Linked DNA regions of Homo sapiens: regions 2 and 3 are each linked to region 1. Evidence: chromatin contacts called from ENCODE Hi-C or POLR2A ChIA-PET data. All regions are on one chromosome and are shown on one strand. Each heading gives the region's core, a stretch centred on a gene start or an enhancer-like site at or near the end of the contact. The rest is flanking DNA. Distances are from core to core; before and after follow the strand shown. Region 1 overlaps QTGAL (queuosine-tRNA galactosyltransferase). Region 2 overlaps TBCD (tubulin folding cofactor D). Region 3 overlaps LOC101929650 (a long non-coding RNA gene).

Evidence for each region. A loop is a pair of places that touch in the nucleus more often than their neighbours do. ChIA-PET counts read pairs that join two places held with the same protein, here RNA polymerase II (POLR2A). Pooled maps may share reads with other maps.
Region 2: a loop to region 1 is called in a pooled map of heart right ventricle, with 6 times the contacts of the local background. The contact joins two enhancer-like sites. A Hi-C loop is called at or near these places in 28 of 168 maps with a recorded cell type or tissue (A673, B cell, CD14-positive monocyte and 18 more), 27 of 37 single-sample maps with no recorded cell type and 37 of 50 pooled maps. POLR2A ChIA-PET finds 5 or more read pairs at or near these places in 2 of 52 experiments (CD8-positive, alpha-beta memory T cell and activated CD8-positive, alpha-beta memory T cell).
Region 3: a pooled map shows a loop between it and region 1 (5-fold over the local background). The contact joins two enhancer-like sites. A Hi-C loop is called at or near these places in 13 of 50 pooled maps. POLR2A ChIA-PET finds 5 or more read pairs at or near these places in 3 of 52 experiments (activated B cell, activated T-cell and activated naive CD8-positive, alpha-beta T cell).

The regions. Positions count from the first base shown.
Region 1 is chr17:82,961,179-82,965,179 of GRCh38, reverse strand. It overlaps QTGAL (queuosine-tRNA galactosyltransferase), which reads left to right. Exons shown (of 13, transcript NM_001009905.3): 8 at 3,999-4,001. Among named protein-coding and RNA genes, the nearest start is that of QTGAL, 89 kb to the left of the region's middle. Within about 2 kb of position 1,864, at least 14 of the 41 ENCODE cell types and tissues checked have a DNase peak (open chromatin) inside an H3K27ac peak, as active enhancers do.
Region 2 is chr17:82,773,599-82,777,260 of GRCh38, reverse strand. All of the region lies in intron 6 of TBCD (tubulin folding cofactor D), which reads right to left. Among named protein-coding and RNA genes, the nearest start is that of TBCD, 23 kb to the right of the region's middle. Within about 2 kb of position 2,105, at least 4 of the 41 ENCODE cell types and tissues checked have a DNase peak (open chromatin) inside an H3K27ac peak, as active enhancers do.
Region 3 is chr17:83,199,168-83,202,590 of GRCh38, reverse strand. The region is part of intron 2 of LOC101929650 (a long non-coding RNA gene); the gene reads right to left. It overlaps LOC105371948 (a long non-coding RNA gene), which reads right to left. Exons shown (of 3, transcript XR_933965.3): 3 at 2,605-2,788. Among named protein-coding and RNA genes, the nearest start is that of METRNL, 120 kb to the right of the region's middle. Within about 2 kb of position 2,095, at least 30 of the 41 ENCODE cell types and tissues checked have a DNase peak (open chromatin) inside an H3K27ac peak, as active enhancers do.

The DNA.
Region 1 (4,001 bases), core at 615-3,114:
TCTGTGTCCCCATCCCCCCCGTGGGAGTGCACCTGCAGGTGTCTGTGTCCCCGTCCTCCCCATGGGGGTGCACCTGCAGGCATCCGTGTCCCCGTCCTCCCCATGGGGGTGCACCTGCAGGCGTCCATGTCCCCGTCCTCCCTGTGGGTGTGCACCTGCAGGTGTCCATGTCCCCGTCCTCCCTGTGGGAGTGCACGTTCAGGCATCCATGTCCCCGTTCTCCTGTGGGGGTGCACCTGCAGGCGTCCGTGTCCCCGTCCTCCCGTGGGGGTGCACCTGCAGGCGTCCGTGTCACCGTCCCCCCCGTGGGGGTGCACCTGCAGGCGTCCGTGTCCCCGTCCTCCCCGTGGGGTGCACCTGCAGGCGTCCGTGTCCCCATCCCCCCGTGGGGGTGCACCTGCAGGCGTCCGTGTCCCCGTCCCCCCCGTGGGGGTGCACCTGCAGGCGTCCGTGTCCCCGTCCCCCCGTGGGGGTGCACCTGCAGGCGTCTGTGTCCCCGTCCCCCCCGTGGGGGTGCACCTGTAGGCGTCCGTGTCCCCGTCCTCCCCGTGGGGGTGCACCTGCAGGCATCCATGTCTCCGTCCTCCCCGTGGGGTGCACCTGCAGGCGTCCGTGTCCCCGTCCCCCCGTGGGGGTGCACCTGCAGGCGTCCGTGTCCCCATCCCCCGTGGGACGCACCTGTAGGCGTCCGTTTTAAATACTAGCTATGTCTATTGTTTTTTGTGTTTTAAAAACTCCAATTCTATGTTGGTTAGATTTTCTTAGTCTTTCTAACCCTTTTCACTTCTTTCATTATATAATTTCTATTTTCCTTTCTTCAGTGTCCCTTATTAAATTTTTAATTAAAATCATTTTCTCTTAAGGATTTTGTAATTTAGTCTTCATTTTTCATATATTTTGTTCCTTTTTTTTTTTTTTTTTTTTGAGACAGGGTCTCACTCTGTTCCTGAGGCTGGAGTGCAGTGGCTCACTCACTACAACCTCTGCCTCCCAGGTTCAAGCAATCCTTGTACCTCAGCCTCCTGAGTAGCTGAGACTACAGGTGCACACAACCATGCCCAGCTACTTTTTTCCTATTTTTGGTAGAGACTGGTTTCGACATGTTGCCCAGGCTGGTCTCGAACTCCTGGGCTCAAGCAATCCACCCCCCCGACCTCAGCCTTCCAAAGTGCTGAGATTAAAGGCATGAGCCACCACACCCAACCAATTTTGTCTCTTCTTAAAATTTCTTTTTTTAGTTAAATCGATCCAATTTTATATAAAAGCTTTATTGAGGTATAATTCACATGCCATACAATTCACCTATTAAAATGTGCAATTCAATTTTTTTTTAGCAAATTTATAGGGCTGTACAATCACCAGTCACCACTACCATCTAATGTTAGGAAGTTGTCATCCCCCAAAAAACACTTCCTGCACCCAGGGGCGCACCTCATCTAACAGCCACCTGCCAGCCCTAGCCAAGCACTAATGCACTTTCTTCAATGCTCTAGACCCACCCCATTAGGGTCCAGTTTTGCACTTAGTCCTTGAATTTCTGATTCAAGATGGGTCTCCGCCACCTCCCCGCATATCCCACCCTGTAGCCTGAAACACTGGTGGAGGGTGTGGAATTTATCTTGGTGGGTTATTTACAGGGGTCTCTGTTTCCTGGTTTGGGGTTTGTTGCTATTGTAGAGGGAGAGGCTGAATTTTTATCCATGGAAGTGTTGCCAGTTTTTAGTTTTCTCTGCTGGACTTCATGTCCCTGCGTTCCGCGGACTCCAATCGCTGGGCCCTGGCTCGAGCTCTCCCCCTTCTGTCCCCGCGTGGTGACTGCTGCTTCCTCCTGGAGGTTCGCGCTGGGGATGGGGCTCTAGAGAAGGGCGGGTGGCGCTGGGGACGAGCCCTGGGGAAGGAAGCGCGTCCCTGACTCGGCTTCCTTTTGCCTCAGGATCCGAGTCTCCACAGCCTCTGGCCCGGCCTTCCTGGGAGTGGCTTTAGCTCACGCTTTTCTCCTCCAGGCAGTTCTGGGTGCTCCATCCCCCAAGGCTGCCCGAGGATGGTTCTGTGAGCAGATTGGGGCTGGGCGGCGGCCACACTTCCTCCACTCGGCTTCTTCCCTGATGCCTTTCTGGGTTGTGACCCCTCCCCCTCTCCCTGCGCCCCGCCAGGGGTCCTCCACACCACAGGGCAGTCCAGGCACCTGGAGGCTGATTGGGAAAAGCCTGGGGGAGGAGTGAGGCCATTTCGGGCCTCTCAGGTCTCAGCAGCAGCAATCAGGGGAGGGGAGAAAAATGGGACAGATCCTCTGCGTCCCCCTCCTCCCAGGGCAGAGGCACCACCCGGGAGCGGCTGTTGACTAAATTCTCACTTTACTGCCAGAAAATAAGAAAACCCCAAGGGTCGGGCTCTTCTGGTGATAGGAAGAGAGAAACCTTTTTTCTCTTCTTAAACCTGTAACATGTTGAGAGTTCCAGTGCTCTTTAGAGCTGCCTTTGAAGACACAGAAAATTAAAGAAAATACCTCAGTGACCCCTGCGAGGGTCCGTGTCCACCAGCACCCGCGGGAGCCTCCACCCTAAATCACCCGTGTGAGGGTCCGTGCCCACCAGCACCCACAGGAACCTCCACCCTAAATCACCCGTGTGAGGGTCCGTGTCCACCAGCACCCGCGGGAGCCTCCACCCTAAATCACCCGTGTGAGGGTCCGTGTCCACCAGCACCCGCGGGACCCTCCACCCTAAATCACCCGTGTGAGACAGCATGTGGGCTTCTGTGATTCCTTTGTCTTTATCTTATGGTGGATAAACTTTTAGCAGGGCTGACACATGATTTTGAGGTCTGTTCTTTGACTCAGCATCTTCTTACAAATCTTTCCATGTCATCGTGGTTTTTGTAAAAGGGATCGCCCTGGAGAGGCGGAGGTTAAACAGTGCCTTTTTTTTGGACGTGGAACCATAGCACTGCCTGTCTGTCCTGGGAGCAAACAGGCCAGCGGTTGGGCCGTGATAGTTTGGGGACTTTACTGACCTGCACTTGAAGTTTGTGTACCAGCCAAGGAGAGAAGAGGCTGGACTTGGTGATAGACTGGCCCTGCTGCTAGGCTCTCAGAAAACCTGCCCTTTCCTGGAGCAAAGGTGTCTCCGGGCGGCTGACCCAGGTGAGCTGCCGCAGAGAACCACGAGGAGACCAGACTCCACGCCCTGCTCCTCCCTCAGTTTTGTTTGAATTTAAGAAAGCGACAGGGGCCCGGCTCCACACAAGGCCCAGAGCCCTGGGCTGAGGATTGGGGTCACCCAGGAGAGGAGCAAGCAGAGGGCAGGGGCCACTGGGATCATGGGCCGGGGAAAGCAGGGCCCAGGTTCTCACAGGACAGAAAAGTCTGGTGGGAATGCCTGCAGAATGTTCTGGAGCAGAGTCCCACTGACATGGAGGGAGTGTTCGGGGATAAGCCCCGTGGGCTGAGGTTCAAGTTTCTGAGCTTGGACAAGTGAGCAGGGCTGGCACAGGCCCGGGGCTGCCTCCCCACTGCTGGGCTCCCCTGCCCGCAGCCCCACACGCCCACCCAGCACCACTGTCCTCTGCCCACAGTCGGCACTTTGAGTCCCTTGAGCTTCTGGGGCTGCAGCCACTGGCAGGAAAGGATGGGGACGGAGGCCGGACCAGCCATCCAGGAGCCGTGGCTGTGAGACCCTGACCCACCCCAGCCCCTTTCCTCGGCTGCCTGTCTTCCTCTTTGCCCTGAGACCTTTACTGCTCAAAATGGAATTTGGGGCAGAACCAAGACCCAGCCCACCCTCCCTTCCCCTCTTTCCCGCCTGTGGAGAAGCTCGGTTGCTCACGTCTGTTGTGGTCGCCGCCCCACGTCCCTGTTGAGCCTCTAGACCGGTTTCTTTGCAACAAAAGCCTTTTCCACCGGTTCCTGGTTGGCCGGCTGAGCGCAGGTGTAGTGTGCATCCGGGGCAGGCACGCGTTTCTGGGGCCCCAGTGATGCCTCTGCTTCTCCCGCCCTGCAGGGC
Region 2 (3,662 bases), core at 856-3,355, 190 kb after region 1:
CTGGGAAGGGCGGGGTTCTACTGTAGACCAAAAGAAACCCCAAATGAATCAATAATTCTGTCTTAATAAACGGTAGAGAAAAATATAAATGACTACTTGTTAAATCTCTTAATAAGACTGCAGGCTTAAAAGTAAAAATAACTAAATAAAGGAGAAAAAAACGGTTTGACATTAAAATTAAAACTTTGGTCCAAAAAAAAAGGAAAAGGCCAACAACCACCTGGGGCAATACCCATCGCCCTTCACCGGAGGAAACTCACACTCGTGGGGAAGAAAAGGCCCCAAGGAGCCCACAGACACGCAGAGTCAGGTCACGAAGCGGAGTATGTAACACCTAAGGTGAGGGCAATCAGCGTGATGCCAATTAAATACCTGCAATCAGCGACACCATGTTTAATCCAATTTGGGGGTGGGGTGTTCCTGGGGCTGCCTCGGCCACCAAAGCACTGCTCAGAGAGCAGCTGAGAGCCACCAGGTGTGCAGACCCCAACACCACTCTCGTGTCCTGGAACCCAGAAGTCCATCTCTAAGGGCCCATCCTCACGAAACAATCCTGACACGAGAACGGGTCTGTAACCAAACCCAGGCGTCCGTGACTGCTCACAAGAGGCAGGAAGTGACAGAGCTGAGTGCAGTATCGAAACACAGCAGAACACGACGGAGCCATTCATCAGCAGTTACATGAAATCAGGTGAAAAAGCACAGTGCTGACTCTGACTTGTTAAGATCATGCTGTGCACATTAAAAGTCATAACGGTGCAAAGAAGATAAACACGGTACACGCACTGTGTATAAGAATTACCTATATATCTTTTTCCAACTTCTATGTTTCAAGATTTTCAACTTTTTTTTGAGACAGGGTCTTGCTCTGTTGTGCAGGCTGGAATGCAGTGGCGCAATCACAGCTCACTGAAACCTCAACCTTCTGGGCTCAAGCAATCCTCCCACCCAGCCTTCGGAATAGCTGGGACCACAGGTGCGTGCCACCACGCCACGCCAAGATTTCCAACTTTTCTGCATACAGCGTACCTCTTTTTTTTTTGAGATGGAGTCTTGCTCTGTTGCCCAGGCTGGAGTGCAATGGTGCGATCTCTGCTCACTGCAACCTCTGCCTCCTGGGCTCAAGCGATTGTCCTGCCTCAGCTTCCCAAGTATCTGGAATTAGAGGCACGCACCACCATGCCCAGCTAATTTTTTTGTATTTTTAGTGGAGACAGGGTTTCACCATGTTGGCCAGGCTGGTCTTGAACTCCTGACCTCAGGTGATCCACCCGCCTCAGCCTCCCAAAGTGCTGGGATTACAGGCATGAGCCACCGTGCCTGGCGAAAGGCATATCTATTAAAGGGGTTTTTTTTTAATTTTTTTATTATTATACTTTAAGTTTTAGGGTACATGTGCACATTGTGCAAGTTAGTTACATACGTATACATGTGCCATGCTGGTGTGCTGCACCCACTAACTCGTCATCTAGCATTAGGTATATCTCCCAATGCTATCCCTCCCCCCTCCCCCCACCCCACAACAGTCCCCAGAGTGTGATGTTCCCCTTCCTGTGGGTTTCTAAGGCAGCACTCAATCTGCATGTTCTAGCAACACTGTAACACCAAGCACCACCTACAGCGCTGTGGATGTTGGCAAGCTCAGTTAATCAAGGGAGACGGGTGCAGCTGTAGAGCCGCCAGTGATACAGGGAGAAGCATTCAATCCTGAGAGCAAAGTGGGCTAGAGCAGGCTGCTCCTCCCTGGAGAGCAGAAAACGAACCTGTACTGCAGACAAATGCTGGCACAGGACCCCTCGCAGCCCTGGCCTTACCTGAACAATCCTCACCAAAAAGGGGTCTGAGAAGTACAGGAAACTCAGAACCTGCGGTGAGTCTGGGAGGTGTCGAGGGAACCGGCCAAGCACCTGTAAGAGCTCTTCCACTGACGGCATCCGCCATTCTCAAACACTCTTGAGAATCAGTGTGCGAGAGTGTGCGAGACCAAGGGGGAGAAAGGCTCCACGGCACCGACGCCCCCAGGCACCACCTCTCCTGGATCCCAGGCTCAGGTGTTCTGCACGGAAACTGGCTCGGCCGAAAAGCACCTGCTCATCCCGGCACTAGGTGGCGCTGCGGTGTCTCGCCGGGAGTCCGCCCGGGATCCCGAGCCAGCGCGCTCTTTTCCCGGAGGACCCCACGGAGGGAGAAGTACTCAGATGGTGCCTCCTGGCCCACAGGCACCGCACTCCACAGAGCCAAGCTCGGCAAAAATCTACGCAACCCTCAGTACTGCTGCTAAGAAAAGTAAGAATAAAAGCAGATACTATTTCCCATTGAACGAAGTTGGCAAACATTCTTAAGGTTTGACCCAACTGGAAAAGACGGGGAAAGAACTTCCAACTTGTTCAGCCTCTCCAGTAATTGCATTCAGACCCTGAAAACGTGCGTTCCACTTGTAGAAACTCATCCCTAGAAATCAGTCAGAACGGTACACAATTTTACGTGGACTGTTTGCAATATTGAGTTTTAATACCAAATTGGGAGGGCAGCAGTCTAAATGTCCCACCACAAACGACAGGTAGACACACTCGGGTGGGGGGCAGCCCCCGCCCGGCCGCCGCTCCGTCTGGGAGGTGGGGGGTGCCTCTGCCCGGCCGCCAAGTCTGGGAAGTGAGGAGCCCCTCTGCCCGGCTGCCACCCCGTCTGGGAGGTGTACCCAACAGCTCATTGAGAACGGGCCATGATGACGATGGCGGTTTTGTCGAATAGAAAAGGGGGAAATGTGGGGAAAAGAAAGAGACATCAGTTTGTTACTGTGTCTGTGTAGAAAGAAGTAGACATAGGAGACTCGATTTTGTTCTGTACTAAGAAAAATTCTTCTGCCTTGGGATGCTGTTAATCTATAACCTTACCCCCAACTCCGTGCTCTCTGAAACATGTGCTGTGTCCACTCAGGGGTAAATGGATTAAGGGCGGTGCAAGATGTGCTTTGTTAAACAGATGCTTGAAGGCAGCATGCTCCTTAAGAGTCATCACCACTCCCTGATCTCAAGTACCCAGGGACAAAAACACTGCGGAAGGCCGCAGGGTCCTCTGCCTAGGAAAACCAGAGACCTTTGTTCACATGTTTATCTGCGACCTTCCCTCCACTATTGTCCTATGACCCTGCCAAATCCCCCTCTCTGAGAAACACCCAAGAATGATCAATAAATACTAAAAAAATTAAAAAAAAAAAAAAAAGACACACTCGGGCCAGGCGCGGTGGCTCACACCTGTAATCTCAGCACTTTGGGAGGCCGAGGTGGGCGGATCATGAGGTCAGGAGATGGAGACCATCCTGGCTAACACAGTGAAACCCCATCTCTACTGAAAATACAAAAAAAAATTAGCTGAGCATGGTGGCGGGCACCTGTAGTCCCAGCTACTCGGGAGGCTGAGGCAGGAGAATGGTGTGAAACCGGGAGGCAGAGCTTGCAGTGAGCCGAGATCGTGCCACTGCACTCCAGCCTGGGAGACAAAGTGAGACTCCATCTCAATTAAAAAAAAAAAAGAAAGAAAAAGAAAAGACACTCTCGCACCAGGTCATCTCGTTTTGGAAGAAGACAATGGCGCACCAGGCCCATCTCCTGGTCCGTGGTGCAAAGAATTGAGTGCAGCAACTGAGCCATGGACAGAGTTGG
Region 3 (3,423 bases), core at 846-3,345, 240 kb before region 1:
GCCATGGCAGAGCCTGGGACAAGTGGGCAGCTCACAGAGGGGACTGGGTGCTTGCCATTAGCCCAGACTTCTCCCACTGCTCCTGCCTCAACTGCTACTGCCCGGAGTCTAAGCCCACTTTGTTGACAAGTACCCATTCTATAGAGAGCCTCGCCTAACTCCAGGTAGAGGCAGAAAAGTGTGTGTAGATCAAATGGCCCAGCTGGCAGCAGAGCCAAAAGTCATGCTTACTTGCTGGCCAGCCTTGCACAAGGCACCAAGGGTCACCTCTGCAGGCTTCAGATCCTGCCCTCTGTGAACAGTCAAAAAGAAGGTGTCAGAAGGAGCTAGAGGATGCAAGGGTGGCCAAGGGGCACAGAGGAGGGTCAGGTTACACTGGGAGGGAAGAGAGGCAGCCTTTGCATTCTCTAGGAGAAGCAGGGCGGGAGACTTTGGAGCCCAGCTCCCTGATGGGACATATGGGAACCTGCGGGGACAGGAGAGTGTCTTTGATAGGCGAGCCCAGTGCCTCTTACCTTCAGGAGGGCGCCTGAGCTGTGAAGTCTGCCCCTGTTGCTCAGAGATAGTTCCCTCCAGCAGGAAAACCTCTTTGAGGTGAGTTACGGCTTCTGGAGGCACAAGGATGGGCCGAGGTCACCAGGCCTTGCCTGTCCACCTTACCTACCCTGAAGTGCATGACCTTTCTTAGGGACAGAGCCTCTCTAGTTAATCTTAGAGCCTGGCCAGGAGCCCAGGATGGGGCAGCATGGGGCACAACACTTACTAGATGGTCAGGCGAGGGGAGCAACTGGGACCCTCCCCTCCAGTTCGAGCCATGTGTGTCATGTATGTGCATGTACATGTGTGTATGTAATGTGAAGTCAGATGTGTGTATGTGTGCATATGCAAGGACATGCTAATGTGTGTGTGCATGTACACGTGTGAATCTGTGCAAGCACATACAAGTGTGCATGGGCGTGGACATGTATGTGCATGCATGTGGAAGTAAGTGTACAGGTACAGTCTGAATCTGTGTGTGCACACACAAGTGTGCATGGGTGTGGGCATGTGTGTATGTGCATGCATGTGGAAGTGTGGAAGTGTACAGGTACAGTCTGAATCTGTGTGCACACATAAGTGTGCATGGGTGTGGGCATGTGTGTATGTGCATGCATGTGGACGTGTGTGAGTTGCCCTAGCACATGTTTGTACATATGCTTGTGTGCACCCATGCTAGGCTGCTCTCCCTCCTGGTTCTCTTTCAGGACAGGCCAAGTGAACCAGGGCGAGCTCTTCTCTCCCTCTGACGGCCCCTCCACAGGAGAGGGACCTGGGACCAAGGTTCCTTCAGCCATCAGACCCTAAGTCTCAGGGCACAGGGTCAGAAAGCTTCTAAGGACCCATGAAAATATAGAAACTGGGTGAAATTAACTCTTATTGGCCCGACATATGAAAAGAAAATTGCTTTTGAGCTTCCAGGAGATCTTCTCAGGTTTTGTTTTGGGGATTTCCTGGGAAGGGCATGTTTCCAAACAAGACTCTTGCCGTCTGCTCCCCCGGAGCTCCCCAACCAGCCAGGAGAGGCCACTGGCAGGGAAGAAGGTCCAGCCCAGCACAGACTCCCCAGGGAGGGCCCCAGCCCAGTGGAAGGACCATGGAAACCATGTCAGTCTCCCTCAGCGGCTGCCCTGGGTTGACATGTCCCCTTAGGGATCTCAGGCTCTCAACCCTCTAGTCAATTCTGAGCTGAGTTTTTCTGGAGCTTTATATTCAACTCTGACTTTGCTTCCCTTCACCTCTACTCCCCACCCTAGAAATAGAAACCTGAGGTCAGGAAGTGCTGAGGGTCCTTGGGTTTGGTGTCGGGGAAGACACCGTGCTGACTCGAACCCACTAGGCCTGGAGCCCAAAAGTCCCTTCTCTGTGACCTGCGACAAGCCTCTACAGCCACGTCTCCTTCCCTGTGGTAACCGAGTGACACCAATTGGCTCCCAGCCACCGCTGGGCCTCAGGCAGTTGCAGTGGCTTCGGCACTGGCTTTGCTGAGCCAGTGACAGCGACGGCACCTCCTGGATGTGAAATGTGCCAACACCCTGGCCTCGGGGACCGTACGGCGTGGTGTGAAATTTCTGTTTTAACGCTCCATGACCACATAGGTCTTGGCTTTTTATGAGTAAAGCAGAGACCGTGTTGTACCCAAGCTCTCTGGGTGGCACCCACAGCTTCCTCAGCGGGGTAACGGTGACGGGTGGACAACTGGCCCACAGGCAAACTGCACGTCCCCCACGGCGAGCATCTCTGAGCTGCACTGACCAGTTCAGGCCCATGCGTCACCGGCATTTTTCTGAGCCAGCTCCTCTGGTTCATGAGAAGGTCTGAATTCAAGAAATGAACGCCCAGCAATTAGCAATGTCCACAGAATCAAAGGAGCATGGTTTTAGTTGTCCTCCCAGGCAGCTTTGCCAGTCCGGGTATGAGGTAAAGCCAGAGGGACCCTGCCTCACCCACGCGCCCCAAGAGGGGTCCAAGGACCACCGACTGTCCCCACTTCCCTGGAACTGAGGATGAGGCTGATTCATGTGTTTCCTGTGACGGCCACGACATCATCATATCCGCTCGGAGAACTATTTTTAACTGATTTATGTATTTCTTGTATGAGGAAGACACCAACTTCTCCTTTAGTCAGTTTTACAGGAAAGTACTGCAGCTGTGCTCAGCTCAGCAATATTAATCGCCACAGAGCACCCTCCGAAGTCTTGCAAAAATTAATAAAGTTGGAAATATGAGTCAGGTTTGGATGCCACTCATTCTGAAAAAGAAGAAACTCAATAATAGTTACCTTCTCCTGTAGAATCAACGAGCCCAGTTTGCGAAAGAGCACCCTGTGTCTTTAAATTTCCGTGGCGTGCCCACAGAGGAAGGTGTTCCGACCTCTGCTGCCGCTGCAGCTCCGGGGCACTGACCACACAGAGCTGGTTTCTGCACTTGCATCGCTTGCCCGAGAGCTAGTCACCGCGGGCGTGGGCGAGGCTGCCAGGGGCCACCTGCCTGCCAGAGCCAGGGTGCCTATCTTTAAGGCCAGGGGCTCCTGAGGACACAGACACTTCCCTCCTCTTTCAGACAAGGACAAGCTCAGGGACATGGGTGGTTTGGGCTCAGGCTGACCGGGAAAGACACGTAGAAAGTTTGGTGTGCGCTCTGGGTTGTGGGGGCCCGGCGGGAGGGTGGGCTTCAGGATCCCGTCCCAGGACGCGTTCATTCAGCGGCACTCACACCCCCAGCACCTGCTCCCGGCGGGTGCCGAGGCTTCTTTCACTCTTCTTAGCATCTCCCCATCACTCACTTGACTCCAACCAACAGCCACTTATGTACCAGCTACGCGCCAGGTTGCTGAACAGCTCTGAGCAATTAAAGGGCAGCCAGGAGCAGCTGGGAGAGGAGGGG